Regions from separate parts of the Homo sapiens genome. Here region 1 is linked to region 2. The links are chromatin loops, found by intact Hi-C in ENCODE. Cell type or tissue: Caco-2. All regions are shown on one strand. Links, peaks and the distances in the headings refer to the core of each region. The heading gives the core; the rest is flanking DNA. Region 1 overlaps SEZ6L (seizure related 6 homolog like). Region 2 overlaps SEZ6L (seizure related 6 homolog like).

Region 1 (15,441 bases), core at 1-8,000, 140 kb before region 2:
CCTGCAACTGAGGACTAGACTCAAACAGTGCATTTGCCGCTCCCCCCGACACCACAGAAACCCTTGACTCCTTTGGTTCAGGCTACCCCGAGGGTCTGTGTTCCTGGATCGATCTCAGCCAAGCGTCAGGATACCGGACTTGGGTGTGGCTTTCGCTAGAGGCCGGTGGAGGGGGCTGAGGGCTCTGAGAACTTGGTAGGGGAGGGAGAAGAGATGTTAGTTAGCAGTTGGGAACCTGAACGGGCTCCCCTCTACTCTCTCCCCTACTGCCTAGCATCTCTGATCACTGTTAGGAATGGGGGGTGAGGGGTGTTAGTTTCATCTACCACGTGTTTGTTGAAGGGGAAGAGGGGCCCAAATTTAGCAGAGAATGACAGCTCCTCTTTCTCAGACCTGGAACCATACCCTCTCTCCACCCCGGTAAGGTACCCCAGGAAAAGTTATGGGTGGGGGAGAGGGCCAGATAGAGAGAGGGGTGCAACGCCTAACTCACCCAAAGCTAACCCTCAGAGCTTCGGGGGTTTTCTCAGGCACCTAGGAGACCCGAAAATCAATGGGAGGGTTAGTTGGCCACAGGACCCGGCCTTCTTGCAAGGTCCCAGAAATGCGCTCCTCACGTGTAAAAAAGCAGACAGCTGCAGGGTCTGCCCAGGCTGAAGACAGAGGGAGCGCAGGCACTATGCTTATCTGGGGCTCCGCCTCTGTCATTTGCACCGTCTTGACTCGGAGTTGGGGGACAGGCGGTGTTCTTCTCCGGGGAGTTCTGGACCCCCAGCGCGCGCACCTGCTTTCAGCACCAAAGGCCCTGGACAGCTCTCAGCTCCATGGGCCCTGGCTCTGGGTCCCTTTCCCTTCAACCCTTCCCGGTGGCCTGGAGTGCCCCCCTCAGCATAAATCAGGCATTTTATCCCCCATCTCCCCGTCTTTTTAAATGTAGAGCCCAGAGTGCAGAGCAAAGGAAATTGTTCATCACCTTTTGTTTAACAAAGCATATCATTGAAGAACCCCCACCCCTTTTTTATGGGGCAATAATGTCCACAATTTACACCAGGTCTGGACAGTTTCTCTGGGAAAGATAGGGAAAGAGATTTGGTTTAAACAAATCGTTTCCACCACAGCATGGCCTTTCTTAATTAGCTGTCTCTTTCTAACAATGGCTTGGTGGCCTTGAACTGAGTCCAGCTCTCCCTCCCCCACCCCCTTTTGAATCTGTGTTGTGACTAACACACATATAAAAAGAACCTGAATCTACCCAGCAGCTTACTGGATTTTCTAAAGCAGTTCTACCTCTGAGAACTCCACTCTCCAATACACCACCTTGCAGGGAAAAAAAAATTGTCTTAATGGCACGTATTGAATTGTCATCTAAGACAAGGATTTCCTATTCTGTTTCCTTCACGGGCTGCAAACACATTGTAAGAGCAGGGGGAGACATGTGTGTGTTTTAATTTTTAAGACATTTCATACTATTTTTCCAACTGCTCAACACCATGGCTAGCCAGCATATTTTTTAAATTGACTTCAGGTCACCACCAAATTAAAGTCAATTGATGTGCTACTTCAGAAAGCTCATTAATAAGTGTGTGGTTCTGACTCTGAGTCATAAGGAGGGAGTGATACTGGCCAATGAGCATTGCCGAGTCTGATGGTGCATTTGGAGACAATTGACCTTCCACAATAAATTCTATTTTTAATGTAGAGCCCAACATCCACTAATGTCAGATGGAGAACCATTCACCTAACTCGTTGTTGCGAACTAGTTCTTCTGCTTGCGGTGAAGTGAGGGGATTTGTAAATACTCAAAAGGGACTTGTTGCTACATTCTGATGCAGGTCACGTGGTTCTCTGGGCCATTTCGCTGTAAGGCATGAATAAGTATAAAGTATAACTTGTTTTTGAAGAGCCTCCTTATTGTCTCAGATATGCACATGGGGAATAATTGTAACTACATGCAAAGACTGCAAAGCCTAAGAATAATTTCTTTTCTTTTTCTCTTGAATTAATAAGGCAAATTCAGTATTGCTCAATAAGGCTCAAATTTGCTGCTTCCCCAGTCTCTAACGTGTGTTGTGGTTAGATTCACTTAAAGACTATTTTCATTATGGATTGGCATTATTTTCCATAGAGTTTTGCCCGTTCCTGCCAGGGGCCACCGTATCTAAGCTTGAGGGATTCATCTTGTGTTCATATGGCTCAGTTAGGTATTAAGAAAATAATGTTACATTCCTTTCCTTCCCCTTCCAGGGCAAAAGGATATTTTCTGATCAGAGTGGCTTGTTTTCTTATTTTTGCTTACAAGTCCATTCCTGCAAGCTGTTCAAATGAGCTCGATTTACTGGCCCTCCTATTCTGTCCAGAGACAATTTATCCAATATACCTACTGTGCAGACCTCCACTAGGGGCGCTCCAAGATCTAGCTGGCGACTAAGGGCAGAAGAGAGGGGAATTCTGACCTGTGAACAACCAGGTGTGTGCAACACCAAAGGTCAGCAGAATGGAGCTCCTCTCAGCCTGGAGGCCTTGCTATCATCTCTCCCCTCCCTCTTTCTGATTACTACATTTTATTACTGTTTCTCAGAGAAAAATTATTGGTCACCCTTGACACACGCAGTGAAAAAGAGAAAGAAAAGGTAAAAAGAAGCCCGGAGAATGCTCCAAGGAAAATGTCAATCCAACTGCCCTTTTTGTATTTTTGCAGTTTTCTTCATGAAGCCAAATTGCAAAACATCCAAGAGGCTGTGGAAAGGCTGTTCTGGGGAGTTTGACTGAACTGGGCACTGGAATTAGATTTATAAAGTCCAGGAAAAGAAGTGCAGCTCCATAATTAGAGTGACCTGGGTCCAGAGGCCAGCTCCATTGTCTATTAACACATGGCCTTCAGCAGAACTATTTTATCTGAACTCCCATTTCACCATCTGAGGAATGGGGGCAGGGCAAGGAGGACTGATGATACCAGCCTGGAAGGATGGCTGCAGGGATTACATAATGCATGTAAAAGCAGCTGGCACGGAGTAGGTGCTCAAGTAATGTTTATTTCTTTCTTTCCCTGCTTTCCAAAGGGCAAACTGCTCCTATTAGTAGACACCAAGAAAACAAATCTCTGCGATTGGCATGAAGCAGATGTTGGTGTAAATATTGGGATAATTCAGGCTAAAGTAGAAAGGGGTTGAAGGGCATAGTGAGTAACTCCAGTTACCTGTATTCTCACCTTTGGCAGATGAGAATTTGACCTTGCCTGGTGCAGACACCCTTCCCTTCCAAACTCTCATGCTGTTTCTTTTTGAACCTAAATATTACCATCAGGAATCAGAGTTCATGGTACTGGAGATCGAGCGGATGCAGGAGAGCAGGTTAATGGTTGGGAAGAAGACATAAGAAGCAAGTCTTCTGGAAAAAGATATTTGCCCTTTCATTCATTCATTTGAATTTACCGAGCACTTCCTATGTGTCTTAGTTCAACCTGCTATAACAAAAATGCCTTAGATAGGGTGGCTTAAACAACAGAAATTTATTTCTCACATTTCTGGAGGCTGGGAAGTCCAAGCTCAGGGCGCCAACAGACTCAGTATCTGGTGAGTGTCTGTCATCTCTCTTTCTGCTTTGCAGACAGCCACTTTCTAGCTGAATTCTCATATGGCCAAGAGGGACAGAGAGCCCGGGTCTCCTCATCTTAGAAATGAACTAATCTTTATCATGGGGGCCCTATCTTTATGATTTCATTTTAACCTAATTAATTCCCAAAGGCTCCACCTCCAAATGTCATTACATTGGTGATAAGGCCATCAACGTATTGATTTAGGGGGGACACAGACATTTGATCTATAGCACTACGCATGCGGTAGACCTTGTTTTGGGTGCTGGAGTACTATAATATGATAAGGCTCCTGCCCCAGTAATGGCAGCCTAGCAAGAGACATCTGCAGGTAAACTACTACCATCCGTGCCATGTGGTAAGTTCTTTGGTGGGGGGATATCAGACATCTATGGGACCTCACGTGGATGTGTTTAATTCTCACCAGGGGTGGTCAGTGAAGGCTTCCTGGAGCACGTAGCATTTGAACTGGCCCTGAAGGGGATAGGACAGGTACCAGCAGCCAGAGGAGAAATTTCTACAGTAGGATAGGGAAAATCCTGAAGGCTTCACTCTCAGAACACATCACACCCCCGCGGAATTGGAGAGAGGAAACAGAGGAGCGAGTGGGAGGAGAAAGTAGGCAGGTGCACATGCTCACGCTCAAAAAAAAGATAATCTGTCGGACCTGCCTGTCCTCCCTGCTCTCCCCTGAACTTCACGGGCTGGGTAGACGAGAGCTGGAACAAAGGACTTTGAGCCGCGGTGTTCGCTGTTGTCCACTAGAGGTTGTGATGACACCGAAGGAATCTTCTCAGAAGGGAGCGAGGCCCAGCTGCTGAGCACAGACAGCATCACACAACCCTGGGTAAACACTGCTTTAGTGGATTTGCATGTTTGCATAATCCTCTGGTTACTGTAGTTCCTTAGAAGCATCCCTTTGGTGGCTGTGACAAGAGGGAGCAGGGCAGGGAATAGGACTGCTTTGAGGAAAGGGTAAAAGTATGGTGAGTTGGGAGGAGGTCAGTGGACGCACGAGATATAATTTACTAGAACATGGCAAGGACTGAGTTTAAGCAATGCAAACAGCATTTATTGAGTGTTGATTTTGTGCCAAGCCTTATAATAAGTGCTTTATATAGATATGTGCAGAGAATTCTCACAATAGCCCATGAGAGAGATGCAGTTGTTATCTGCATTGTATGGACTGGGGAAACTGAGGTACTGAGAGGTTAAGCAATGCCTAACATCACAAAGGGATTGAAGTCCAGCCTCAGATCCAGGCTGGTGTCAGAATCATGACATCAAGTCCCACTACTACCTTTTATATCCTGCATTCCCCAAGACCACATGCAGATTCTGATGGTTCATAGGAAGGGATGGTGTGTGTTTGCCAGATGCGCATGGGATGTGTACTCAATGCCTAACACAGTCCCTGGCACACATAGCAAGCATTTAAGTAAAGCTGGTCAAATTGAAGTGAGTCATAAGGTAAAACAGGTTACAATTTTATTTATAGGCAACTAATTCACAATCATTATAGTTACTGAGCATTTACTATATCTCAGGCACTTACGTTGGTTATTTTAATTAATTTTAACAATATCATTTCATTTTATAGATGAGGAAACCAAGGCTTAGAGAAGCTGAGTTATGCATAGGTAAGGTTTAAATCCTTGGTGCCTTCCAAGCTGGGTCCTTCTGTATTTCTAAATGAAATGTGTGAGAAAGACCGTTTCACCATTAATGTGCAGATAGTCTGGATGGGTAAGTGCACCAAACTCCAAACACTGACAGGACAGAAACCAAAACCAACCCTCAGTAGTTCCCAAAAAAGATGAACATAGGGATTATTCTTTCCAGTTGAGGAAAGGAGAAGACCTCGTAAAAGAGAGTGAGCAGTCCAGCTGGTTCATTGGTTGACACCGAGATTATGTGACTGCTTGCAATTTCTCAAGTTTCCAGGTCACCCAACCATTAATGGAGAACTCACATTGTATAAAATTGGTTTCTGTAAGCCCCTAAATTCAGGACCTAACCTAAACCATTTCCTATCTATGAGTCTCAATTTTTCCTTCTGTAAAATGGATCACAATAATCACTACCACATTCATCAAGCTGTCCTTACAGGGCTGGGATGGGACAAGAGAGTTAAGATGCTTTGCACATACCAAGAAATCAGTCCTTGAGGAAGTAAGTGCTGGCATGGAAGGCTGAAGACCTCAAACACCCCCATGTGTTTCTTCCTGGGCTGGTTATAGCCAGCATTATAGCAAATATAACACTGCTGTTTGCCATTGATTGTGGACCTACTCTGTGCCAGGGGGCTGTCTTTGTGCTTTTCCTGTATTCACGTATTTGATCCTCATGTGTTCCTATCAGGTGGTATGATAAACTAGATTTTACAGATAAGGCAACTGGGTCAGAACGGTACAAGCACTTGCTCAGGGTCTCATGGACAATGAGCGGTGGAGTCAGGATTCAACCCCAGAACTTTTGATTCCAAAGCCCACGCTTGTTCTAAATACTGGGGCATGAAGATGTGGGTATCACATAGCACAGAGCAAAATGGAAATGGAGAGCTGATGCAAGCCTGGAGATCAAGGTGGTTTGACAGGACTCCAAGAGGAGAGATGCTTTCTCATCCAGTGGCAAATGCCAGGTGTCCCAAGTCAGCTTTCTGAGACAGAAAACAGTTTATCCCAGCCTCTTTCATACCTACTTTGATGGCTTGTGCGTGAGCCTTATTCTCATCTTACTCATGCTATTCCTGCAGCCTGGACTGTCATCCTAGAGGAGCGCATGGCTGGTTGTGTAGAGAGGACTAAATCAAGTTCCCAACTGGCTGATTTTAACAGTATGATCTTGAGCTATTTACTTTAGTTCTCTAGGCCTGTTTTGGCCTGATATATAAAATGAGAGGATTAGATTTACATTACAAGATTGTTAAGACTCGTCAATATATGTGCATATTCATAGCTCATTGCAAGCACTCAATAAAAATTTGCCATTATTGCTCTACTATTAACCTGGTAAACTTCTATTCATCCTTCAGAACCCAGTCCTAATTCTCCTTTTCTGTGAAGTCTTCTCTTGCTTCTCTCCTGTCTATGCCAATTATGAATGATCCTCTTGACCCCTTATCACATTTTATCCCTCTACTATGGGTAATTCATACACTGATAATGCCTGAGTTGCCAATTTACATAACTCCCTCCCCCTAAACAATGAACTCTTAGAAAACCTCAACTGAATCTTACTCATTCATATGCCCCTTAGCCTGTATCTAATCAGGTATAAATTCTCAACCCATTATGTTAAATGACTTTTCCTCTTAATCTTAGTTTTGGGGAGGTGAAGTTAGAGTCCTGACATCTGAATTTAATTCCTGACTCTCCTATCCTGTGTGGTCTTAGGCAGCCTGTATAAACCTTGATTTTTTATCTGAAAAATGGGAATAATAATAGTGTCCAACCTCATAGGATTGCTGTAGAGGAAAACCAATGAGATAATAGATGTGGAATCACTAAGTAACTCTACAAAAAAGGAGGAAGAGAAAGAAAAATTAAAAAGTGGGAGGAGAGAAATACACTTTGTAAAGAGAAAAGAAAAAACCTTTGTGCAAACACAAAACCACAAGATAGGCCATTCATCGGGTCCTCACTAAAGCCATCTTTCTTTCCAAAGGAAATATTGGATGCAATTGTTTGCCCTGTGCCTAAGCTCATTTCAAAGCAGAAACCTTCTGGACATCCTACTGCTTATTGTTGAATCTGCCTTCTCTTAGGTCTCTGGCAGCTGCAAAAACAGCAAATGCCCAGCTGAAAACTGGGACAGTATAGCAAAGTGAATAAAAACCCAGGCTCTAGAGTCAGAGCAGCCTGGGTTTCAGTCTGTTGCTTCTTATTAGATGTGTATCCTTAGTCAAGCCACTTTGTCACCTTGAGCTGGCACCGGGCCTTGCATAGGAGTGAGGGTCTATGATCTGCCCACTTCTCAGGGATAATATGATATGGGAGAGAGGTTGTATAGTTAGAGTAGGCCTCCTTGGTGTCTGTAATATTAATCAGATTCTAGCAGTTATTTGGGATTCTTATCTGCCTCAATCCTCTCCCTGATATTTTCATTTTATTGAGGAAAGAGACCCAGAGACAAGAAAGGGCTTACTCAAAGTCCCAACTGTGAGTGGCAGAGCCAGGACTTGAACCCCTCACTCATGTCTTCTGACTCCCATGCTAAAGTGACTTCCACCTACTTTCAAGAAAAATGGAATCCCTATCCCTCTCAAGTTTATGTCCTGAGACCCAAGGAGTGTGGCAATGGAAGTTTTAAGGGTATCTGTTTTCAGTAAACCACTGGCGTCTATTACCCACATGGGACATTTACATTATGTGGCCATGGAAGACTGACTGCATGAAAGAGGCTTTGGTAGAAGTGGAAATCAAGCCATAGCTCCCTCCTCTGCTGACTTGGCACTTGAATCTTCAAGGCACCAGCAGATAAGCTTGCACCGGGGAATGGTGCCATCCAAGCATCTGGCTTGAGTCAAGCAAGCAAGAGTTAAATGAAGAGGCTCAAGGAGACCCAAGGCCCAGGCTAGGTATCCCTCCTAGGCTTCCTCACTCTCACCATGGGTCATGGATAGTGGCTGATTGAGAAACCCACTGGGGATCTGGGATGTGGAGAGCAGGGAAGGATTGAGTGAGGCATAGCTAATGTAGTTGGTGCCAGCCCGGAGCAAGTAGTAGGGACTGGTGATGTTTTGGGGCTGGAGATTAGAACAAGGTAGGTGGATACAGTATAGCACCTGGGGTCTGGAGCTCAGGACAAGTCTTAGTGGGTATAAGCCTCTGGGTGTCAGTTTCCTTGTCTGGTCTCACCTATTCCCAGTTTAGCTTAGTGTCATAAATTGGTGAGTTCACATTGCCAAAATGGAATGGGCTCTTCAAAGCCGTACACCATAATAAAAAAGACACAGACCCTGGAGTCCAAGAGATATGGGTTCAAACCTAATGCTGTGATCTTGAACAAGTCACTTAACTCTGAGATGATGGGAGTGGGTGGTAGTGATGAGGATGAAGAGGGGAATTATGAGTTGCTGTTGTTACTGATGGACCGAGCTGATTCTCAGGTCAGCGATGGCTTCCAAGAGAGGAAATAGTATATTCTAATGTGATTTTTGTGGTATAGTGCTATGGTTGGAATATTTATGTCCCCTCCCCCGACACCAATGTATAGGTTGAAATCCAACCCCTCTGCTGATGGTATTAGCAGTGGGGCTTTGGGGAATTGATTAGGTCATGAAAGTAGAGGTCCCATGAATGCAATAGGTGCTCTTAAAAAAAGAGGCTTGAGGCCAGGTGTGGAGACTCGTGCCTGTAATCCCAGCAGTTGGGAGGCTGAGGCAGGAGGATCACTTGAGGCCAGGAGCTCTAGACCAGCCTGGGCAACATGGCAAAACCCCATCTGTACAAAAAATTCTAAAAATTAGCCAGGTGTGGTGGCATATGCCTGTAGTCCCAGCTACTCAAGAGGCTGAGATGGGGGGATCCACTGCAGCCCAGGAGTCCAAGGCTGCAGTGAGCTATGACTGCACCACTGCACTCTAGCCTGAGTGACAGAGCAAGACCTTGTATTTAAAAAACAACAAATGGAGAGACACACCTTACCCCTTTCACCATGAGAGGTAGAAATGTTGAAACAAGAAGCTGTGATGTATAAGAAACAGGCTCTCACCAGACCCTGAATCTGCCAGCACATTGATCTTGGACTTCCCAGTCTCCAGAACTGTGAGGAATAATGTCCAGTTGCTTATAAGCTACCCAGTTTATGGTATTTTGTTGTAGAAGCCAAAAAGGGTCTAAGGCATTTAGAACAAAGACTCATTCAGGATAGCTGAAGAATAAGAAGGTTTGCTCTAAGGACACTGCAAATATTGAGCCAAGAACATTCCAGGACTCTCTCCACTTCTCTCTTGCATGCATCTGCTTCTCCCCACGCATCTGTTCATTCTGGCTTCCTCTCTATTGCCTAACTCCTCTGCTCACTCACCATAGATCTCTCATCACCTCCACTTACCCATTCGCTATTATGGCTTCTCCAGCATAATCACCACATGTGCACTCTCTAATATGGTAGCCATGAACCACATGTAGATATTTAAATTTAAATTAATTAAGATCAGATTGAATTAAAAATTGAGTTCCTCAGTCCTACTAGCGACGTTTCAAGTGCCCAGTAGCTATGTGTGGCTCATGGCCGCCATATTGGACAGCATGGAGAGAGCACAAATGATTTCTGCCCAGTCCTTTGTACTGGGCAACTGGGCAATAGGTTGGTTCTTCATACTTAATCCAGTCATCTCTAACTGGTATGGGAAGCATGCCATGTGACACAAAACCATACCTTGGGATACAGCAATCGCCACTGATGGTGTCTCACACACTTTCACTGCTGGCCTTGATAGCTGCTTCTCAATTCTTCTCATTTTTAGGATGTGGCTCTGCAACCCTTTTGCCAGTTAAGACACATATTCATCAAGATGTGGCCTGTCTGATAATCACATCTGAGAAAACTGGGAAGAATCCTATCATCATTGTAACTATCTGTTGACTTGCCTCCCTCCGTGCTGTACAATGAAATTTTCGGGGTTAGGAGTTGACTTTTATTATCTCTCTATTCTTAGCTATTCAGTTGAATAAATGAGTGAATGGATGAATCAATGAATGAATGATATGCAGTCTTCAGCTATGACTCAAAAGTGTTTGGACATAGAACACAAAAGTCTTTGCAAAAAATGTGCAGTCTTCACATTATTTGGGTAAATGACTTAGGAAAAAATAATTTAGGGTAGGAGTTGTGGGTGATAGAGAGCTAGAAAAGAGGAGCCTCATAAACTGGTGTATTTAGACATTTAAAAGTGATCCAGGCATTGAAAATCAGGTTGGAGTGGAAAATGAAGAGAAGCCTCAAGGTGGGGTCCCAGGAGCTCTCCCCTTTTCCCATGAGAGATTCATCTGGAATGATGACAGTGGATTTAAGAGCAATAAGGGAGGTTGGTAGGAACACAGAATGTGGCTCCATGCATGGTTTTGGTAACCATTTTTCTACAAAGTTTTAATATTATGGAAACAGGGAGAGATGTTTAGAACAATGTACTCAGAGTGAGCATTCTGAATGGGGGACTCAGCACAGGATTAGGACTGAGGTAGGACTGACTGTGGATCCCCACTCTGCCAATTCTGTGTTGTGTCATGCTGGGGCAAGTCACTGAATCTCCTCAAGCCTCAGTTTCCGTCTGCAAAATGAGAATAGAATTCTTCCCTTGCCCCTCTCTGCAGGGTGGATAGAGAGAATGCAATGCATGTCACTACTATCCTGCACAACTCCAGAGGGAGCTATTTATACTGCAGTGTATGTGAATGGTACCCCTGGAATTAAGCAGTATACAACCTATGCTGCCATATGTGGCAGCCCTGAATATGGAAGTATGCCACCAAACTATGAATCAATTTGCAGAGGAAGAAGGACAGAGCTCCCAAGACTTTTCATTCCCTAAGGACTTCTGATCAGGCCTCCACCTTCTATGCCCCCTTTTAAAGCAGGTTTAACAGAGTGGAAAGCTAACTTGGGGCCAACCACCTTGGAAATTAATGTAAAATATGTGGAATCAAGCCTAGTTTTCCAGGGCTTCAGGAAAGGAAATTTGCATAATTTATGGCATAAGTAAAAAATGATATGCCAGGTTAATTTGCATACTTTAACTTCAGTTGGGGTTAAAAACAAAGTTTTTGTTGTTGTTGCTATTTGTAGTTGTGGCTTTTAAAGAAAGCCTCTCTTGTTAATCCGACTGTGTAAGCTTGAGTAAATTACTTAACCTCTCTAGGCCTCGATTTCCTCAACTGTGAAATGAAAATGATAAATGGACTTACATCCTGGGATTGTGGTGAGGAGTTATGAGGTGACTCTGTAAAACTTGTAGAATAGTGGCTGGTACGTAGCAGAAGTTCAATAATTATACAGTATATGTAATATATAATAACATATTATATCATTATCATTAAGTATGCAATGTATCTTGTCCACTTGATATTACAAGAAATTCTAAAAAATGCATATCATTGTGTACCCACATGAAGTTATTTTGAGCTCAGGACCTAGAATTGTGCTAGAACACAGCAAGAGCTCAGTCGTGAGACGCATGGCTGCCCTACAATGAATGCATTATTATCATTATTAATCACTGCCCCATAGGTGCATGTGTTTGAAAGCCTTTCTCCCCTCTAGACTGAGGTCCCTCCAAGGCAGGCACTGTTTTATCTCCCTCCCAATCCCCACCTCTCAACACTACATCTCCCAGATAGTAGAAACTCAATAAGTGCAGACATGTCGAATGAATAAATGCTGAAGTGTTATTGTTCTTAATTAGTATGCAAGAAATGATTCTTATTAGCATGCATATGAATGAATGGCTGTCTTCCTTGCAGACTAGAAACTCCTCACGTCTAGGTCACCAATATTTGGCTCAGTGCTTGGCGTATCAGATAGTCAGCAGGTGCTCATTTGGTGTATGATGGTGCTTAAGACCTCAGAATTTAAGGTCCAAGGCCTGACTCTGCATCCCAGCTTTATCATTTACTGGCTGCATAACTTTGGCAAGATATTTGTGCTTTATGGAAATAGCATGTGCAAGGAAAATAACTAACTGTACCTTTTTCATTGAGTTGATGTGAGACAAAAATCAGGAATTTTTGATCAAGAGCTTAGCACAGTCCCTGACACACAAATTAGGTACCCAATATAGATACTACTGTGAATAAATGAATGCATGGCCTTTCCCAAGTGTCTTGATACAGGAAAGGGGCCCTGGTGTATAATAACCAGCTAGAACAGAATTTACAATTTTATGATCCCCATAGAGAAAACATTCTGTGGGAATTCAACGAGGAGCATTGACTTTACAACAACCACATCTATGCACACCTTCCCAATTTAAGGTATGTTATTATCTCATTTGATAAAATGGAAGTTCCAAGCAGAAGGCAGGGGTCCAAGTGAGTAAATCCATCATTCTCTGGCTGTTGTTTTATAATCAAATTTTATCTCAGATCAGCCATAAAACCCTAGAGGAGGCACCACATGGGCGTGGCCTGTCTGCCGGGAGCCTTTCCATCTGTGAATGAGTGACGTCAGGAGCAACTTCTTAGCAAGGGGCTTCCAGACAACAGTGCTTGTGTCTCCACCAGACTCCTTCCCTGTTTCTAAAGAAAGCAGACCCCTGGGAAGGCTGAGAAGGAAACAAACTCCTATAATGCACTAGAATCCTTATTAATGGCTTCATTTACAGAATCTTGCTTAATTATTAGCAGAACCTTCAAAGGTGCCTTACAGCCATTTGATTATACATAAAGAAGCTGAGGTCAGATGGCTAAGCAGTGCTGGAGTTGTGACTCTTTTATTCTTTCATCCAAGACCTACTTTCTCTTTATTTCAGACATTCTACTCTGTACCAATCACTTGATAAGTACTAGGGATACAGAGAGAAACAAAACATATCCTTGCCCTCAAGAACTTATCTAACCATTCTTCAAACTCAGGTAGGACCAAGTTCTTTTCTTCTGTCTTCTCCTCACTTCTACGTTGTCCTGATGACTTCCGGGCAGGGGGCAACTTTCTCCAAGGGACCAGGGTTGGGAGCCATGAATTTCTGGGACCACTCCCTATAGCCCTAGTTGCTATTGAAACAAAGCAAGCTCGTTTGATCTTCCTTAACTTCAACAAGAAAAAAAAATCTAGTTGATGTTCCTTTAATGGGTGAAATAAATGTGTCACTTTAAGAGAACCTCCAATAACCATCCCAGACTTCACAGAGGCAGAGGAGAACTCCAACGGGGCCTGCTGAGAGCGACGTTGCTGCCTTCAATTATTGCAACAATATGTTGGCATTTCCTTCTTTTGTGAATGTGGGAAAATATATCCTGAGCAGAACTGCAGAGAATTATATAGATGCAGCTGAGCATGTGTATAGATATAAATAATATGCACACTATTTCCATAAAGCATAAACTTGGACAATCAGTTAATGAGGTTTGGCCAGAAACAAATTAATTCCTTTGGGTCCTGGGGTAGTTTTATTCTAAGTAATAATAAAAATAAATAGTCATTTCTTATGCTTAGCACGTGGCAAAGGATATCCATTATTGCATTTGATTGTCAAAAACAACTCCGAGGACCTAGTACTATGGAAAATTACTTCTGTTTTTCAGCAAACTGAGGGTCAGAGAAACTCCACCATGGAACAGTGCCTTGGTTTTTATTTATCCTGACATTGACATTTTGGAAGAGAACAGACCCATTACTTTATAGAATGACCCTCAATTTGGGCATATAGACTTTTGATTCTTACAAAATGTCAGCATGCAGCCCATATTGGCCTATCACTTGCCTTTCTCCTTTTTGGGTGTCTTTGCTATGATTGAAACAAGGCCTAGAATTCCCCCAAGTCAGGCTGTCTTCACTGGTTCCCTCTACCCCAGTGTCTAGTACCAAGCAAGGGTGCCCCTCTACCCCACTTCTGGGATCCCTAACCAGATGCCTGCCTCCCTCTCCACCCCACTTCTGCCACAATGCTTCCACGGCACCAGGCTGGTACCCTTGCTATAGTAACGAGCCTGCTCTAGTCTTAGTATTTGTTTATGCATCTCTCTTTCCCACTAGGCCATGGGAAATTCAGAATCTGATTCACTGATTCAACCCCAAGAAGCAAATATTTAATAAATGTCTACTTTGTGGGCTCTGCTGTAGGTGCTGGAACAAAAACTAATAGTGCCAGCCCTCAAGAAATGTATACTCCCTGTGATCTTTCATTCATTTACTGGCCCAAAACATTCATTCATTTATTCAATAAATATTCATTAATATTTTGTGTGCTGGGCTGCATACCCCAAAGCATGCGGATCATTCAATGTTTGCATAATGGGGTAGAAACAATGGTCTACTCCTACAATAAAAGAAAAAAAAGTTTAGGCTTATTAATCTCTGATAGAGGCCAGCTGTGGTGGCTCACGCCTGTAATCCCAGCACTTTGGGAGGCTAAGAAGGCAGGTGGATCACCTGAGGTCAGGAGTTCGAGACCAGCCTGGACAACCTGGTGAAACCTCATTTCTACTAAAAATACAAAAATTAGCCAGGCATGAAGGCATATGGCTGTAGTCCCAGCTACTTGGGAGGCTGAATCAGGAGAATTGCTTGAACCCAGGTGGCAGAGGCTGCAGGGAGCTGAGATCGCTCCACTGCACTCCAGCCTGAGCAACAGAGCAAGACTCTGTCCAAACAAAACAAAACAAAACAAATCTGTGATAGTAAACAAGATTAAGGGCTTCCAATGAACTTCAGACATTCTAATGCACACTATGTATGTGAAGGGGTTAAAAAGAGAGCTGGGGGATTCTGAGAGCATCTAGAATCTCAAAGAGAATGGGAATCCCTCTGTCACACTGCCCTTGGGGGCACCAGCCACAGCCAGACACCTTGATCTGACATATAATTTCTCAGCATGAATTACCAGAAAGACCACCCAGTGAGAGTCAGAGACCTGAGTTCTGGAGATGACACGGTTGCCAAAAATATGCTGTGTGACCTTGGGCCCATTTCTGTCCCTCTCTGGTCTTTAGTTTCTCCATCTCTAAATTTAGTGGCCTGGGCTGAATCATAGTTTCCAAAATGGACTATGAGTTAAAATCACATGAAGAGCTTTTAAAGACCCAGAAACCCAGCTATACCCCTGCCTACTGAGTCGGACCCATGATTGAGCTATACATGCTGCCTTCTGGATTTTTCTGAGGCCATCAGTAAACTTCACCTGGATGATT
Region 2 (16,061 bases), core at 4,542-12,541:
CTGTCAAAAAAAAAGAGGCAGAGTTAGGTTTGGGATCCGGTAATGAGGCTCCAGAGGCAGTCGTAGCACATCCCTTCCTCTGCCATGTCAGTGACCCAGGAAGATCTGTCAGTGTCCCTCCTCTCTGCTCCCACTGCCAGGATGACGGTTCACAGCGGGCAGACCAACAAGTCAGCTCTTCTCTACGACTCCCTTCAAACCGAGAGTGTCCCTTTTGAGGGCCTGCTGAGCGAAGGCAACACCATCCGCATCGAGTTCACGTCCGACCAGGCCCGGGCGGCCTCCACCTTCAACATCCGATTTGAAGGTGAGGGTCCCTGGGAGCTTCCCTTTCTCTTGTGGGGCTGGGGGTAGCCTGGGAGCAGGGAAAGCATGGGGAGATAGAAATCTGGGCTGCGAAGGATGTGGGAAATCCCATGGCCATGTGGATCCTTTGGTTTCCAAAGACAGGCTCTTGGTTTCATTAATAATAACAATGCCTATCATTAACTGTGCACTTACTACGTGCTCAGTGCCTTCTGTGCACTGTCTGATTGGATTTCAGCTTCTGCATCATGTTTGATCCTCATCACACTGAAACATTAGAACTGTTATTCTATCTGATTTTTGGTGAGGAAACTGAGGTTTAAGACACTTGGGTGACCGGCCCAAGACCACCAGTGAACAAGGGTGGAGTTAAGATTTCTGTCCATCCTGTGCTGGGGAGCCCTGAAGCTCTGCTCCACTCCACCTAGTAGACCTCTTAGAATTTAGCCACTTCTTCCTCCAAGAAGAATTTAGCAAGAGCCTCTCCTGCTGAGACCCTGACTCTTGAAGAAGGGGTTCGCTGGGCATTTCATGTACGCTGGGGGACTTTCTGTTCTGGCTTTGCCAAGAAAAGCTGGCTTTTATCATAGACAGCCCTACAGTTTCCAGTGGCAAAAAGTCAGGGCTCTGAAGTTACGGGCCATGGGAAGGATCCATATAGGATGTGGAAAGGCATTAAAACACAACAACTCCACAGGGTGGAGAAGACAGAGATTCTTACTCCTATTTTAGATTTTTTTAAATGAGGTCCCAAGGAGTCAACTGGGTGGCCCCAGGGTTCTCAACACGTCAGCTGGAACCAGGACACGTAATTTGGTACCTGTTTTCTTTGGGGCTTTTCTAAACAGCACAGGGGACCCATCTTCTGAAATATAGCACCGTGGGGTAGTCCCTGCATCATCTGAACTGCTGCCTCTCTTTCCCTTCCTCAGCGTTTGAGAAAGGCCACTGCTATGAGCCCTACATCCAGAATGGGAACTTCACTACATCCGACCCGACCTATAACATTGGGACTATAGTGGAGTTCACCTGCGACCCCGGCCACTCCCTGGAGCAGGGCCCGGCCATCATCGAATGCATCAATGTGCGGGACCCATACTGGAATGACACAGAGCCCCTGTGCAGAGGTGAGCGGATCCACAACGCTCTTCCCACGGCACCCCAGGGATCTCCACCCTTTGGATGAGAAGACCAAGGCCCCAGCTTAGAGGCCTGTCCCCAGTTTTCATACCAACTTTAGGATTAGAACCCTTTCCAGGGTTCACTGTCCTTTGGTTCAGGGTTGCTGCTGGTCTTGAGAAAATTACAAAATGGGTGAATTTTAGAAGGTGCACCTTCTTCCAGGCATAGGTCCCACAGTGCACAGCTTAGTGAGCTGAATACTGCATGGATTTCAGCTCCTAAATACTCCCTCTGCTACGCATGCTTGTGCAGTGCACAACCCACGCAATAACCTCATTAATAAGAACAATAATAGTTCTTAATTGGTGTGTAATAATTATGCTACCAGCACTTTGCTAAGAGTGTGTGTGCATTATCTGATTTCAACCTCACCATAGCCTTATAAAGTAGATTGTATCGGCCCCATTTGTAGGTGAGAAACTAATGCTGTGAAGTGACCTGCCTAAGAACACACAAGGGGAATTGGCAGGGACAGGAATGGAACTCATGTCTCTTTGTTCTCAGAGCACTGTGCTCTGAGCCCCACTGGACAGTGTTGTAGAACCCTCATCTACACAGGCTGCAGTGGACTGTCCTGCCAGTTTCCCCATATTCTTTTTGTTGTTGAGACAGAGACTCGCTCGGCTCACTGCAGCCTCCGCTTCCCGGGTTCAAGCGATTCTCCTGTCTCAGCCTCCTGAGTAGCTGGGACTACAGGCGTGTGCCACCACAGCCGGCTAATTTTGTATTTTTAGTAGAAACGGGGTTTCACCATATCAGCCAGGCTGGTCTCGAACTCCTGACCTCAAGTGATCCACCCACCTTGGCCTCCCAAAGTGCTGGCATTACAGGCATGAGCCATCGCACCTGGCCCGTTTCCCCATATTCAAGGCTGCTGAGCCACCCTGAGCCTGGGTCTCCTGCTGGCATGTGGAGTAATGAAAGGTGCCCTCACTCCTGGCAGCCACCGCCTCAATGGCAGTTGGTGTGAAATCACAGCCTTGCCATGGTGAGGGATTGATCCCTATATTAAATGTGCCGATTTAACAGAGCGGAATTTATTGGTGCTTTGGCCTCTGCCATGTTGAGACCTTTCCAAAGTGGTAAACACAGAGTAGAATTTAAAGGGCACCTGCCGCAGCCACATCTCTGCTTCCAGTTCAGGGCCGGGACCTGTCATAGCAACATTATCTAAATTATCGAGCAGCTACCATGTGCCAGACACTGTGCAGCATGTTTGACATTCATGAGCTTAAGCCTCAAAATAACCCAATGAGGTTGGCAGTGGTATTGCCCCCATTTTGTAGAGAAAGGGAGCTGAGGCTCTGGGAAATTACATACCTCCTCCTACAGCCTGTTAGCAGCAGAGGCAAGATTGGGACCCCGGGACCACCTAACTTGAGTGGGCGGTCTCTTAGCCACTACTCACCCCGCAAAAGAGCAGAGGCTGTTGAGGAGTCATTCTGACCACTGAGCTCTGTCCTTGGTCTTGAAAGAGCAATAGCACCTCTTAGCCCAACTTTTACCAACCCTCAGGTGCAAGGTAGGCAGCTGGCCAGCTCTCATTTAATCATTACACACACACACACACACACACACACACACACGCACACACACACACGTGCTGGCTGCCCGAGGTGAAGACACCTGTCCACAGTACACAGAGATTCACGGCTGTCTGACTTCATAGCCCACATGGTTAGCCGCTATGCCACATTGACTTCTTTACAAATAAAGTCCGTCTTCTTGCCTGTCTGTCTTTTACAGCCATGTGTGGTGGGGAGCTCTCTGCTGTGGCTGGGGTGGTATTGTCCCCAAACTGGCCCGAGCCCTACGTGGAAGGTGAAGATTGTATCTGGAAGATCCACGTGGGAGAAGAGAAACGGATCTTCTTAGATATCCAGTTGTGAGTGTTTAAAATGGGTGGCCCTCTAATTTGGCAAAATTTGGGAGATTGAGAAAGAAATTGCTCCTGCTTTATTCTTTCAACCAATATTAACTAAGCATCTACTATGTGCCGGGACTATGCAGAGAACAGGCATTCCCATAGTGAGACCAAGAACAGCATCACAAATACACACACACACACACACACACACAGAGAGAGAGAGAGAGGAGAGAGAGAGAGAGTCCCTATCTTTGGGAAATTCAGCCTAGGAAACAAATATGAAATGAGGACATACACAAATAATTGCATACTCTAACTTCAATATGTGATGTAAGGAGAGGTTAATGGTGCTATGAGATTCTTTAACTGGAATTTGATATAAAAAGGAAGGTCAGAGAAGTCTTCCCCGAGGATCTGATACTAAAGCTCAGAACTAAAAGATGAGTTGGAGTGATGCATCCCAAATGAACAGAATGTGCAAAGGCCCTGTGGCAAGCATCTCATTTTCAAAGGACCAAATGGCCAGTGTGGCCAGCAAGAAGGGGGCACTGTAACACCCATTTACTGGACTACAGTTGTTTATTTTCCTGTTTGTCTCCCTCAACTAGACCAGAAGGTCCTCTCCTCTGGGGCTGGGTCTGACTACCCTCTGTTTCCACAGTCTAACGCAGAGTCTGATACACAGTAGATGCTCAGGAAATGATTGCTGAATGAAAAAAAATGTTTTTAATGAACGGACTTACTTAGCTGTGCGGCTGGGTTTCCTGTATTCACAGGGGGTAACCATTAGATTCTCCATCCAGAATGTTCCCCGCTAGCTCCCCAAGAGGGTGACACTTGCAGGGAAGCAGCTACTCTGGGCCAGATGCAAAAGTGACTGCTCTAAGCATTTCTATCTTAGGTAATTCTCACAGAGAACCCCCCCTGGGAGGTCATTAACCCCACTGTCTGAGAAGGCAGCAGAGGTGCAGGGAGGCCACCCAGAAAGCCAGCGAGCAGCGGGGCTGAAATTCAGGCTTCTGTGGCTTCTCAGTCATGCTCTTTCCACTGCCCCATGTGAGATGGGGGTGAGAAGTGGACAAAGACAGACGGTGGTGCCTGGAGAAAGCAGAATACAGGGTTCCTGACAGACCCAGGTGGCAGACGGGAGGGTGGTTGGGGGCGGAGAGAGTGCTGAAACCCAGCAGCCTGGGGAAGCAGCACTCACAGTTCTCTGGCTCTACAGAGGAACCTTGCAAGAGAAAGAGAAATTATTTTCAAATTATTAGTGACCGGCTTTTGAGGCTGTTCCTTAGACACAGCAAGTGTCCTTAGTCTGGGTGCGGTGGCTCATGCCTACAACCCCAACACTTCGGGAGGTTGAGGCAGGAGGATTGCTTGAGACCAGGAGTTTGAGACCAGTCCCAACAACATAGAGGCATCCTGTCTCTTCAAAAAAATAAAAATTAGCTGGATGTGGTGGCACACGCCTGTGGTACCAGCTACTTGGGAGGCTGAGATGGGAGGATCTCTTGAGCCTGGGAAATTGAGGCTGCAGTGAGCCATGATCATGCCACTGCACTCCAGCCTGGGTGACAGAGTAAGACCTTGTCTCAAAAAAAAAAGAAGTGTCCCCAGAGGCTGTCCCAGAACCTCCTTCTCCAGTGGAGTCAGAGACTTACACAGCTTGAATAGCTGCCCCTTGTGGACTTGGGGCCAGGCCAATCTAAGAAAGAATTCCACCTCCTTCCCATGTGACTTTGGGCTGGGCTCACCTGTTCTCGCCTCTCTCTGGACCTCAATTTTTCTCTCCTGTAATGGGGGTCTTGGAACATCAGTGCTTTGTGGCTGCTGGAGGCAGATTTTACGCGTTCCTAGCCCATTGCCTCACTCCTCAATAAAGCTCATCCTCATCTGGGCACGGTAGCTCACACCTGTAATCTCAACACTTTGGGAGGCTGAGGTAGGAGAATCACTTGGGGCCAGGAGTTCGAGACCAGCCTAGGCAACATAGTGAGACCCCATCTTTACAAACAATTAAAAAAACTAGCCAGGCATGGTGGCACCTGTAGTCCCAGCTACTTGGGAGGCTCAGGTGGGACAATTACTTGAGCCCTGGAGTTCCAGGCTGCAGTGAGCCATGATTGCACCACTACTTCAGCCTGGGCAACAGAGTAAGACTCTGTCTCAAAAAAAAATAAAAATTCAAATTGAATTAAATAGACCTCATCCTCTTCCCCCCATTCCTTTCTCTCTGACTTCTAGAGTCTGGAATAAGATGCTTATTCATTCATTCCAACCGAACTGTTTGAGTGTCTACTATCAACCAAGCACAATTTTATGTGCTGGAAAGGTTCTAATGGTTGTTCCTTCAGTGGTAAAATTCATATTGGAAAGAATGGAATGGATTGTCTCTCTTAACTCTAGGGAAAAAATTATTGTGTACCTACCGTGTGCCAGCAGTAGGCTTAGCACTGAAGATACAGTTGTGAGAAAAACAGGGCAGTCCTCACCCTGCATGCCTAGCAGGTGAGGCAGGTAAGAAAGTAAATGCAGTGTGAAAGGAGCAGTGACAGGCAGGTGAGGGCACCTGAGTGAAATCAGGAGGGCTTCCAGGAGGAAGTAGCTTCTATAATAGCATGAAAGAGAAGGTAGGCAGGTGACGAGGGGAAAAGAAGAATGTCCTGGCCAGGCATGGTGGCTCAGGCTTGTAATCCCAGCACTTTGGGAGGCTGAGGTGGGTGGATCATTTGAGGTCAGGAGTTCAAGACCAGCCCAGCCAACATGGTGAAACACCGCCTCTACTAAAAATACAAAAATTAGCCAGGCGTGGTGGTGGGTGCCTGTAATCTCAGCTATTTGGGAGGCTGAGGCAAGAGAATCACCTGAACCCGGGAGGTGGAGATTGCAGTAAGCCAAGATCATGCCTCTACACTTAAGCCTGGGTGACAGAGTGAGACTCTGAAAAAAGAAAGAAAGAAAAGAAAGAGAGAGAGAGAAAGAAGAAGGAAAGAAAGAAAGAAAGAAAGAGAAAGAAAGAAGAAAGAAAGAAAGAAAGAAAAAGAAAGAAAGAAAAGAAAGAAAGGAAGAAAGAAGGAGGGAGGGAGGGAGGACAGGACAGGAAAGGAAGAAGAATGTCCTACCTACATGATGAGAACATCTGCAAAACATCTACAAAGCCTGGAAATGAAAGAGTGTGACCCACTTAATGACATAAAGTTTAATGTGGCTGGAGCAAAGCATGGCAGGTGGGTAGAGACTACAGAGGGAATGGATCAAAGGGAAGCTCTGGGGTCTTCTTAGCTGAAGCTTCACATAGAAAACTTTATTCTAAGGCTGCATCCTTTAGGAAGCCTTCTGTGTCGCCCCCTTGTCCTTGTCCATAAAAATAAATTTATGGTTCCAGCTTATGAATTCCTTCCCCCAGAAGTTACCAGGAAAACTACCTGTCTTCAGCCAAGAGAAGGTACGACCTACTCCTGAGTTCTTGGCTTCTCTGGCAGAAGATCCCACCCAGCCCCAGGCCCCATGAAGTCATCTATAATCCCCTCTCTTCTGCTTGGCTTGCCTCTTCTGGCCTCACAGGGAGCCTCCCAGATGGGTGGTTTTGCTTAAATAAGACGGGCCCACATCTCCCTTTGGTGCCAGAGGTCTAGAGGAGGAAACAAGAAAATGGGAATCTTTACTTTCATCATCTCTAGGCATCAAATATTCAATTAACCTTCAGCCTGACACCAGATTGGGTTTTATTTCTACCACTAAGCATGCATGCAATGGAGCAGCCGATCCGGGAACCTCATGCAATTAAAGCTTCCCCAAAGCCAAGCCACTGGCATTAGCATCAGGAAGGGAGCCCTTGCAGCGGGGGCAGGCTTTCTCTCTTCTGAACATTTTCACAATCGTAGATTGAGCATTGACCAGGAGAGAGGGCCCTCAGTTTCCTTCCTCCCTGCCCTGATACTCCATGCCCTCAGCAGCCCTGGACCCAGCACCTAGCATCTCTGGGCCTCAGATTCCTCCTCTGCAAGATGATGGGCTACCTTGAATCAAGGGTAGTTGCAAATCCAAAATCATGAAGGGCCAGGCAACACAAATACCGGAATTAGAGCTGTTGTGAGATTATATGGAGGGGAGGGGTCTGCGATGAATTAGGAAGTACATACCCTATCTAAAATCATTTAAATTCAATTTCCATTTTATTTTATTTTATTTTATTTTATTTTATTTTTTGTGATAGAGTCTCACTGTCACCCAGGCTGGAGTGCAGTGGTGCCATCTCAGCTCACTGCAACCTCCGATTCCTGGGTTCAAGCGATTCTCCTGCCTCAGCCTCATGAGTAGTTGGGATTGCAGGCGTGTGCCACCACACCCAGCTAATTTTTGTATTTTTAATAGAGATGGGGTTTCACCATGTTGGCCAGGCTAGTCTCAAACTCTTGACCTCAAGTGATCTGCCTGCCTCAGCCTCCCAAAGTGGTGGGATTACAGGTGTGAGCCACTGCCCCGGGCCATAATTTCAATTTTTAAAAATAGCATCCCCTCCTCCAAAAAAAAAAAAGTGCCTACTGGCTGAATCCAAACTGAGGACCACCAGTTTGCAACCCTTGCAAATGATTAAGGTGATTGAGGGTTTAAGCTCCCTTCTCATTGCAGCAATGAAGAAATTCATGTTTTTAAGCACTTACTATTTGTAAGGTCTTTACTAACATTAATTTTTACTTCATATAAGTTAAAAATAAATTGTATTATTTGTTCTTTGGATTAATCCCATGAAGTAGTTGCAACTATTACATTTAATTATATCCTCTTGCTTCCTCACCACTTCACTTGGATGTCTAAGAGGCATCTCAAATGAAATGTATTCAAAGACAAACTCCTGATTCTCCCTCCCTATATCTACTTATAGGGAGATATTTATTTATCTATTTATCTATTATACTTATTTTACCCCCATCTTTCTCATATGTGTAAGGTATGATCTATTCCATCAGTTGCTTGGGGGAAAGAATCAAACAACGACAAAACAGAAACCTTGGCGTTATTCTGGCCCAGTGGAGTGCTGGCTTTCTTAACAAGTTGGCGGCACAGTGGGCCACACCCTGATTTGTAGCATCTGTCAATTTCCACGGTGTAAATACTCCCACCATGACCCATTTTAATATACCAACATAATGACAACAGGCTCTCCAAATGCCTGGACCATTAGCTCTTACAAGCCCGTATGAGCCTGCCCCCAGCCCAGCACACTCACTGTGAACTGGACCTTTCTCTTTCTCCCACACCCTGTAGCCAAATCCTCAGGAAATTCCATTGCTTCTACTCAAAAGTCAAAGTCTTCCCAGAGTCCAAGCAGTTCTGACACCTCCACTGCCACCTGCAGGGTCCACGCCACCACTGCGTCTTCCCAGGGTTATTGCAACGGCCTTTGAGATATCCTTGTTCCCACTTCTGCCCCCTCTTTTTAACCAACACTCAGTGATCCTGTTACAACCGAAGTCATAGCACCCATGCTCTGCTCAAAGTTCTGCAATAGCTCCCTGTTTTATTTGGACTTAAAGCCAGTATTCTTACAAAAGGCCCTATGGGATCTAGCTCTGGTTACATCTCCAGCATCGCTTTATTCCTCTCTTCTCCTTTCTGTATGGTACATTTGACCATATTAGCCTTCTTGCCATTCCACACGCATACCTCAGGGCCTTTGCACTGCTGTCTCCCCTGCCATTGGGATGCTCTGCCCCAAATATCTGCAGAGCTTGCTCCCCATCTCTCCATCCTCTGACTTTGCTTCACTTCCATAGCCCTTGCCACCACCTAACACACTACGCATTGTGGTGTATCTTGAAGTATTTCAACTCCCACACCTCCACCTGGAATGTCACCTCCAGGAGAAGAGCAGGAGTTTATTTTTTGTCTTATTCACTGCCGTAACCCTAATATATAGACCAGTGCATGGCCCATAGTAGGTGCTTAATAAATAAAAGGCAAGGAAGTAAATGTAGCTTGTCAGGATCATACAGACATGAGGCTTCAAAGCGAGAATTTGAACCCAAATTTATGTTCAGCTGGCTATGATGCACGTGGAGGGAAAAAAGAGGGTCAGAAAAATATGGAAAGACCTTCTGGGGACATGGCCTCCATTTTTTAGTAAGTACAGGTTTATTACATGACAGGGAACCTGGTTGATAAGAAATAACATTTGGCTAAAAATTATCAGGTAAAGTATTAAATAATAGAAGTAGGAGGTCTCCCCAAGAGAATATTTTATAGGGTTATAGTTTCAAAGGATGTGTCATCATGGACCTTAGAATCAGAATATCTAGCGGGAGGGGGACTTCAAGGTCCCCCAATCCAGTGATGCTGAGATATGCTGGCAGAGTTCAGGGCCAAGTGCCGTGGGGCTTGGGGAGCCTGTATCATTCTCCCGGGTGTTCTGAGCACTGGACACTAAGCCAAGCAGAAAGTGATGACGGAACCACAGACAGGCTCAGAATGGGGCCAATAAGGGGGGGCATCGCCCTCCCCAAGGCAGCTGTCACGACTTGCGTTAGGACAAGCAGCCAGTGTCATCCCGGGGCCTTAGGATTTGCAGTGACATCAAAATCAATTCAGTCCCAGTTTTAATCATCATGGACATGTGAGGACTGTCATTTTTGTCACTGAGCAAGTTTAAATCGATTCCACATATATTTATTGAGCATCCACTATGTAGCAGGCATTGAGGCTGGGCCCTGGCAGTGAGCAAGACAGATGCAGCCCCGCCCCCGGGGAGCCATGTTGTAGGCTGATACAGCACCAGCAAGAGGAAATACAGCACTCTGGGGGCCCAGAGCGAGGGAAGGTGAGCCTGGCTGAGAATGTGAGGGAGAAGCTTTCCTGAGAACAGTAAAGTCTAAGTCAGTTTTTCTCAACCAGGGTCTATCTTGCCCCAGGGGACACTTGCCAATGTTTGGAGGCATTTCTAGTTGGGACAATGGGAGGGTGCGGGGGAGAGCACCCCCAGCATCTAGTGGGGACAGGCCAGGGATGCTGCTATGCATCCTACAATGCACAGGACAGTCCCCACCACAAAGAATGAGCTGACCCAAAATATCAACGGTGTTGAAGCAGAGAAACCCTGATCTATGCTAAGACCTGAAAGACAGAGAGAAGATGGGCAGAGATGGAGGGGAACAGTGTTCCAGCCAAAAGGAACAGCATGTGCTAAGGTCCAGAGGCAGGAAAGCACAGCTCCCTTCTTAATTGTCCATGATATTTAATATTTGCTGAGCACTTAGGACATCCCAAGCAGTTACATCCTAGACATCTTCACGACAAGCACATGCCTTGGGTTCTGTTATTATCTCCATTTTCCAGATGAGTAAACTGAGGCTCGGGGTGGTGGGAGAGTGCCTGTGATCGCACAGCTAGAAGCTGGCGGAGCTTGGACTTTAACCCCACTTGCCATGTCTCCAGGACCCTGTGTGTCTGGAGTTCAAGGGTGCGTCCATGAAGTAGGACAGCCTGGCGGTGAATGCGACTCAGCAGCGCCTTGAAGGCCACATTAGGGAGTCTGGGCTTCCCCAAATTGGGCAGCAGGAAAAGGGTTTAAGCACTTAAAGAGATTAAAGCTTTGCAGAAGGGAGCTGAGTCCTCTGGTCACCAGCCCGAGGCTCACGCCGACAAGCTTGGCACACACTTGGCAGAGTGGCATCTGGACTTGGCACCTCCTCCCTCCCACAGAGGGAGTGAAAATAGCATCTCAACAGCCAGGGTTACGTGAGGCCCAAGAGCTGCTGGGTTTAATTTATCTTGCTTGGTTTTCCACTGACAGTTTTAGTAAACCAATTTGGGTTTGATAGTAAAAATAATTCCATCCTCCGGGCCCCTCAGCCCTCCTAAGTGTTTGCAATTGTTATTTTTCACATCGACGATGGGGAGGGAGTGTGCACTGCAGACCGAGCTGGGTAGGTGGCCCATAGTAGGCGCATGACTTAGCTGTCTGCTGAGTCATGAATGAGGACGTAAGCCACATTTCCCAGGCGAGAGGGGATCTCTCTCCCTCTTCGTCTACTGGGCAGTCTGTTGATACCGTGGCCATGGCGGTTCTAATTAGTTACCATTTATTAAAAACCTACTATGTGCTAGGCAGGCCCTGAGCTGCATCGTTTAGGTCCGTGAGCAATAATAAATGTGAACATTATTATGCAGAGATAATAATTACATAAATGAGAGCTAATGTGGGTAGAGATAATTACAGAAGGGTAATTACCCAAATTAGAGATAATGTATGCCAAGCACATTGCATGGTATCTGGCACATAGTTGGTGCTTCATAAATGGAGACTACTATTATCAGGAATCCTCAGATAAGGCAGATATTATCATTACCACTTTATGGGTTGGGTATGACAGCACAGAGAGGTTACGTGGTTTCCTCAGGTCACACAGCTAGTAAAGACGGAGCACACACCGTAGCCTCCACTTCCACTGACTTGAACAGCTTTCGGGGCACCAGCTGTGTGTCTCGGCAATGTAGCAGCGACACGGGAAGGCTCCCAGGCCTGTAGGGACTCAAAGTTCAGGAAGGGACACATAGCCATAAACAGACAGCCTGGCAAAATGTAAGCAAAGTCCTGTGGCTTGGAGGGTGAGTTGAGGAGGTAGAGGGGAACTAGATTTATCTCCGTGAATTATGGAAATATCCCTGAGAAGGTGACATCCAGAAGGAATCTTGAAGAGTGCCAGTTGCCCGGAGTTAATGGGAGAAAAGTGTCGTGAGCAAAGGATTCAAGCAGTGATGACAGTGACCATTAGGCATGAAATGAATGCTCTGAATCACAGCATCAATTACAACCATCTGCCCCACATTGTTGGTGTTGGAGGAAAGAAGGAGGTTGCACCAACTTGGGATGAGTCAGGAGCCCTCAGGCTAAACCTTCTTCACACCCCAAATGCCTCCCTAACCCACCACGTATCCCTCCCAGCTCCATCAGAAATCTGCCTCTTCCTCTAAAAACACAACTGAACAGAAACTTTTAAACCCTAAGGGCCTTTTCATATTGCTCTCCTCTCACTCTCTCTCATTCATTCTCTCTCCACACCCCTTCCCCAACTCTCAAAATAAATTACGGAAAGGAGAATAAGGGAACTAACATTGGTGAAGGCATCGTAGAATAGAAGATCCGAGAGGGGCCCCAAGTGGGCAGGTAACTTAGCAAGTATCACACAGCAAGAGAGGACCAGAAAGACAACTTGCTTGTGGCCACAAGAGCTCAGCACGGGGGCCACAACCTTGAAGATGCCTTGCAGCCAAGGAGACATAAAAGCGCCTAGAGTCAAAAAGAGGTGCATGTAAGTGCATCCTGATGTTCACCAGCTCTGTGGCCTCAGGCAGATTATTGAAGGTGCTGGTGCCTGCACCCACAATGGGATATTTTGTTCACTTTATCCCCAGTGTCTGGCACAAAGAAAGTGCTTGATAAATATCTGTTGAATGAAAGAGACGGTAAGGCTGGGCACAGTGGCTCATGCGTGTAATCCCAGCACTTTTGGAAGCCAAGATGGGAGGATCGCTTGAGCCCAGGAGTTCAAGACCAGCCTGGGCAACAAAGCAAGACCCCGTCTCTACAAATAATTTAAAAATTAGCCAGGCATGGTGGCTTGCAGCTGTGGTCCCAGCTACTTGAGAGGCTGAGGTGGGAGAATCACCTGAGCTCAGGTGTTGAGACCAGCTTGGGCAACATAGTGAGACCCTGTTTCTAAAAAGAGAGAGACAGAGAAGGTGGGTGTGTAAATTAATTAAATAATGTAAAAATTAAAATAACAGATAACATAAGGTTTCTGACACAAGATAGGCAGATAACCATAGCTAACACTACTTTTACCCCTACTATATCCCAGACTTTATGCTAAATACTGGCACACATTATCTCATTGATGATGATGATGATGATGATGATAAAGACCAACAGCTGACATTCATTGAGTACTTACAATGTGCCAGTCTTTACATGCTTTTTTTACCTATAGTAACTCATTTCACTCTCCAATGCAATATCAGTACCCTATGCAATATCTACATCACGTCAGTGTGACTACTCCTTTGTACAGATGAAGAAACTGAGGCTGAGAGAGATGAAACTGCTTGCCCAAGGTCACACAATTAGGATGTGGCCAAGTCAGGACTTGAACCCAGGTCTCTAAGACCAAAGCCAGTTTTTAACCACACACACACACACACACACACACACACACACACACAAACACACACACACACACAAACGGTAGGGAAGTGCTCCACATGAGAGAAATTCCGAGCTCCATCTTACAGAAGAAGAAACTGAGGCTCAAAGTGTTTCCTGCTCCCCGTTTCCTGGACATCTACTGCGAACATACATCCATCTCTGCAGGGAAAAAGTCTCAATCAGGCTCCAGCGTGCCTTCCTTTGCTCCTCTGCAGAGTTCCCAACATTGCTCCCTGTTTATGAGCCCCAGCACAGTTCTCTAACCAGGAAATAAAAGGGCCTAATAACAAACCCAGGTAACCATATGATTGATAGCTGCAGAACAGTCCTCTTCAGCTGCTGCCAACCTGTTCTGTGCTAAGTTAATTCCAAGCCCTAAAAATTAAGTGCCTTGTCCAGAGGCACTTCAGTTCTTCAAACAGAGATATAGCTGCTTTGGACTGTAAGAATTCTACCTGAGAGCCAGGAAAGGAGGAGAGAGATTCAGGAGTTGAGGACAACGTTAGCCCTGGGAGAATAGATTTCCAGATATCAGCAAAAATCACAGGAGAAATGGCCACGACAAAAATAAAACTGGCTGAACTCAGATCTTCTGGCCCATTAGCAAGAGGAGACAGGATTTCCCTGGAGCCAAAAGTTCGAAGGAATTAGAGAAGGAGCAGAAAATTTCATAGAGCCCAAATTCCATTATGTTGCAAATGAGGAAACTGAGGCCCAGAGATGGGAAGAGATTGCCCCAAGACCACTCTATCAGTCAGCTATTGCTGTATAACAAACCACCCCAAATTCACTGGCATAAAACAGCAGGCATGTATTTCTGTTCACGAGTCTAGAGATCAGCGTTGTGCTTCTGGTCTTAGCTGGGCTCGCAGGTGGGTCTATGGGCAGCCACTGGCCTTCTTCATGTATTTGGGGATGGGTTGGCTGTCGTGGTCTAGGTGGGCATAGACTGGGATTGACATAGACACGCATCTCTGCTCCATGTGCCTCTCATCCTCCAATTGCTAGCTTGGGCTTGTTCCCATGGTGATTGGCCAGAGTTTCAAGAAAGGAAGAAGATGCATTCAAGGCCTCTTGAGCCCACACTAGGAAGTGGCACAGCCGCACGTCTGCCATATCCTATGGCAAGCTACAAAGCAAGGGCCAACCCAGAGGTATGGTGTGGATACAGAGAGGGGCCAAGCTTTGGGATCATTTTTGCCCTCAAGCTACCATGACCATAGAAGAGTGGAGATTAGAACTCAGGTCTCCTGGTCCCAGCCCAAAGCTCCAAATGATATTACTGTGTACAATGATCCTATGAGATCTGAGCATCATTATCCCCATTTTACAGACGAGGAAACCGAGGCTCAGAGAGCTGAAGGAACTTGTGTAAAATCTCACAGCTAGGAAGAATAAGAGACAAGATTTGCACCTAGGGCTTGGTGCCTGGCATATAGAAGACTCAGAAAATGTTTCTTTCCCTACATGATGCTTTCAGCATGTGGGAGACACTCTGGAAAGATCTTGAATTCCTTCAGGGACAGGAAAAAGCCTTCACCTACAGTAAGAAGTCTTGGGTTCTAGTCTCAATTCTTTCACTGAGTGGCTGTGTGACCTTGGATAAAGTCACCCCACTTCTCTGGACCTCGGTTTCTTTCATCTTTCAAATGAAAATAACAATGGTACCCATCTCTTCGAGTTCTGAGATGATGAAATCATACCATGTGCAGAAGCACTTGGCAAGGGCTTAGTACATTACACACACTCAACAATTTAATTGGCAGCTGTGATGACGATTAATCCCTTCCATGGCCCATGGTCCTGTGTACAAACTGAGCTCCTTTGCACGATCACACACACCACACACACACACACACACACACACACATTGATCCCTCTGAGCTTGCAGTTTGAGTGTTACAGTAGGAATGAAGAGAATCCATACACAGGTCCTACCCAGGTATCCCACCTGACTGATTAGCTTCCTCTCCCCCACGATTTGCAGGGGATTGTGGTGGTAACTTGGAAACACAAGCACCAGGGTTAGGTCCTCCACCAACACATGCCCATGTTCTGCTCCTTGGCCACGCCACGCTCTTCTCGCCTTGGTGACTGCAAGAGCCTACTTGGGAGGGGACCTGCTGTCTGTCTGAGCTGGACATTGCCTTGTCGGTGCACCCCTACAAGCTCAAGGCATTCGAATGCAATTAGACCTGACATCTTAGGGAGACACGACTGCTTGTTTTACGAGTCCCTGACATGCGCTGTCCTCCTGAACTTACTATTCGACAAGTGTTTATTGAGCGCATACCATGTGGCTAGAGTTGCATCCAATTATCAGAGGTCTGGAGATGACAATCATCACTCACATGGATTACTGTGGTGCCAAAATACTCACGTGCCCTTACCTTTGTGCCAAGCTCTGTTCTGAGCACGTTACCTCTTAGTTAATTCTCAAAGCAACCTAGGAGAGTCACACGATTTGTTCTCCATGTAATAGATGAGGACAGTGATCCTCCTCCG

The links. A loop is a pair of places that touch in the nucleus more often than their neighbours do. Peaks named below come from ENCODE experiments on the same cell type or tissue, not always from the same donor. Only the 100,000 strongest peaks of a DNase experiment are listed, where the experiment ranks them.
Region 1: a loop joins it to region 2, with 30 times the contacts of the local background. A loop is called at or near these places in 7 of 110 quality-filtered maps.

Annotation. Positions count from the first base shown.
Region 1 is chr22:26,170,183-26,185,623 of GRCh38, forward strand. All of the region lies in intron 1 of SEZ6L (seizure related 6 homolog like), which reads left to right. Among named protein-coding and RNA genes, the nearest start is that of SEZ6L, 8.4 kb to the left of the region's middle. RefSeq lists an enhancer at 259-1,198. In Caco-2, for the core only: a CTCF peak has its summit at 2,409; DNase peaks (open chromatin) are centred at 2,419 and 4,369; H3K27me3 peaks cover 115 bases.
Region 2 is chr22:26,310,530-26,326,590 of GRCh38, forward strand. It overlaps SEZ6L (seizure related 6 homolog like), which reads left to right. Exons shown (of 17, transcript NM_021115.5): 7 at 141-307; 8 at 1,239-1,433; 9 at 3,235-3,373. Among named protein-coding and RNA genes, the nearest start is that of SEZ6L-AS1, 72 kb to the left of the region's middle. RefSeq lists an enhancer at 10,397-11,363. In Caco-2, for the core only: no CTCF peak of the experiment used is centred there; no DNase peak of the experiment used is centred there.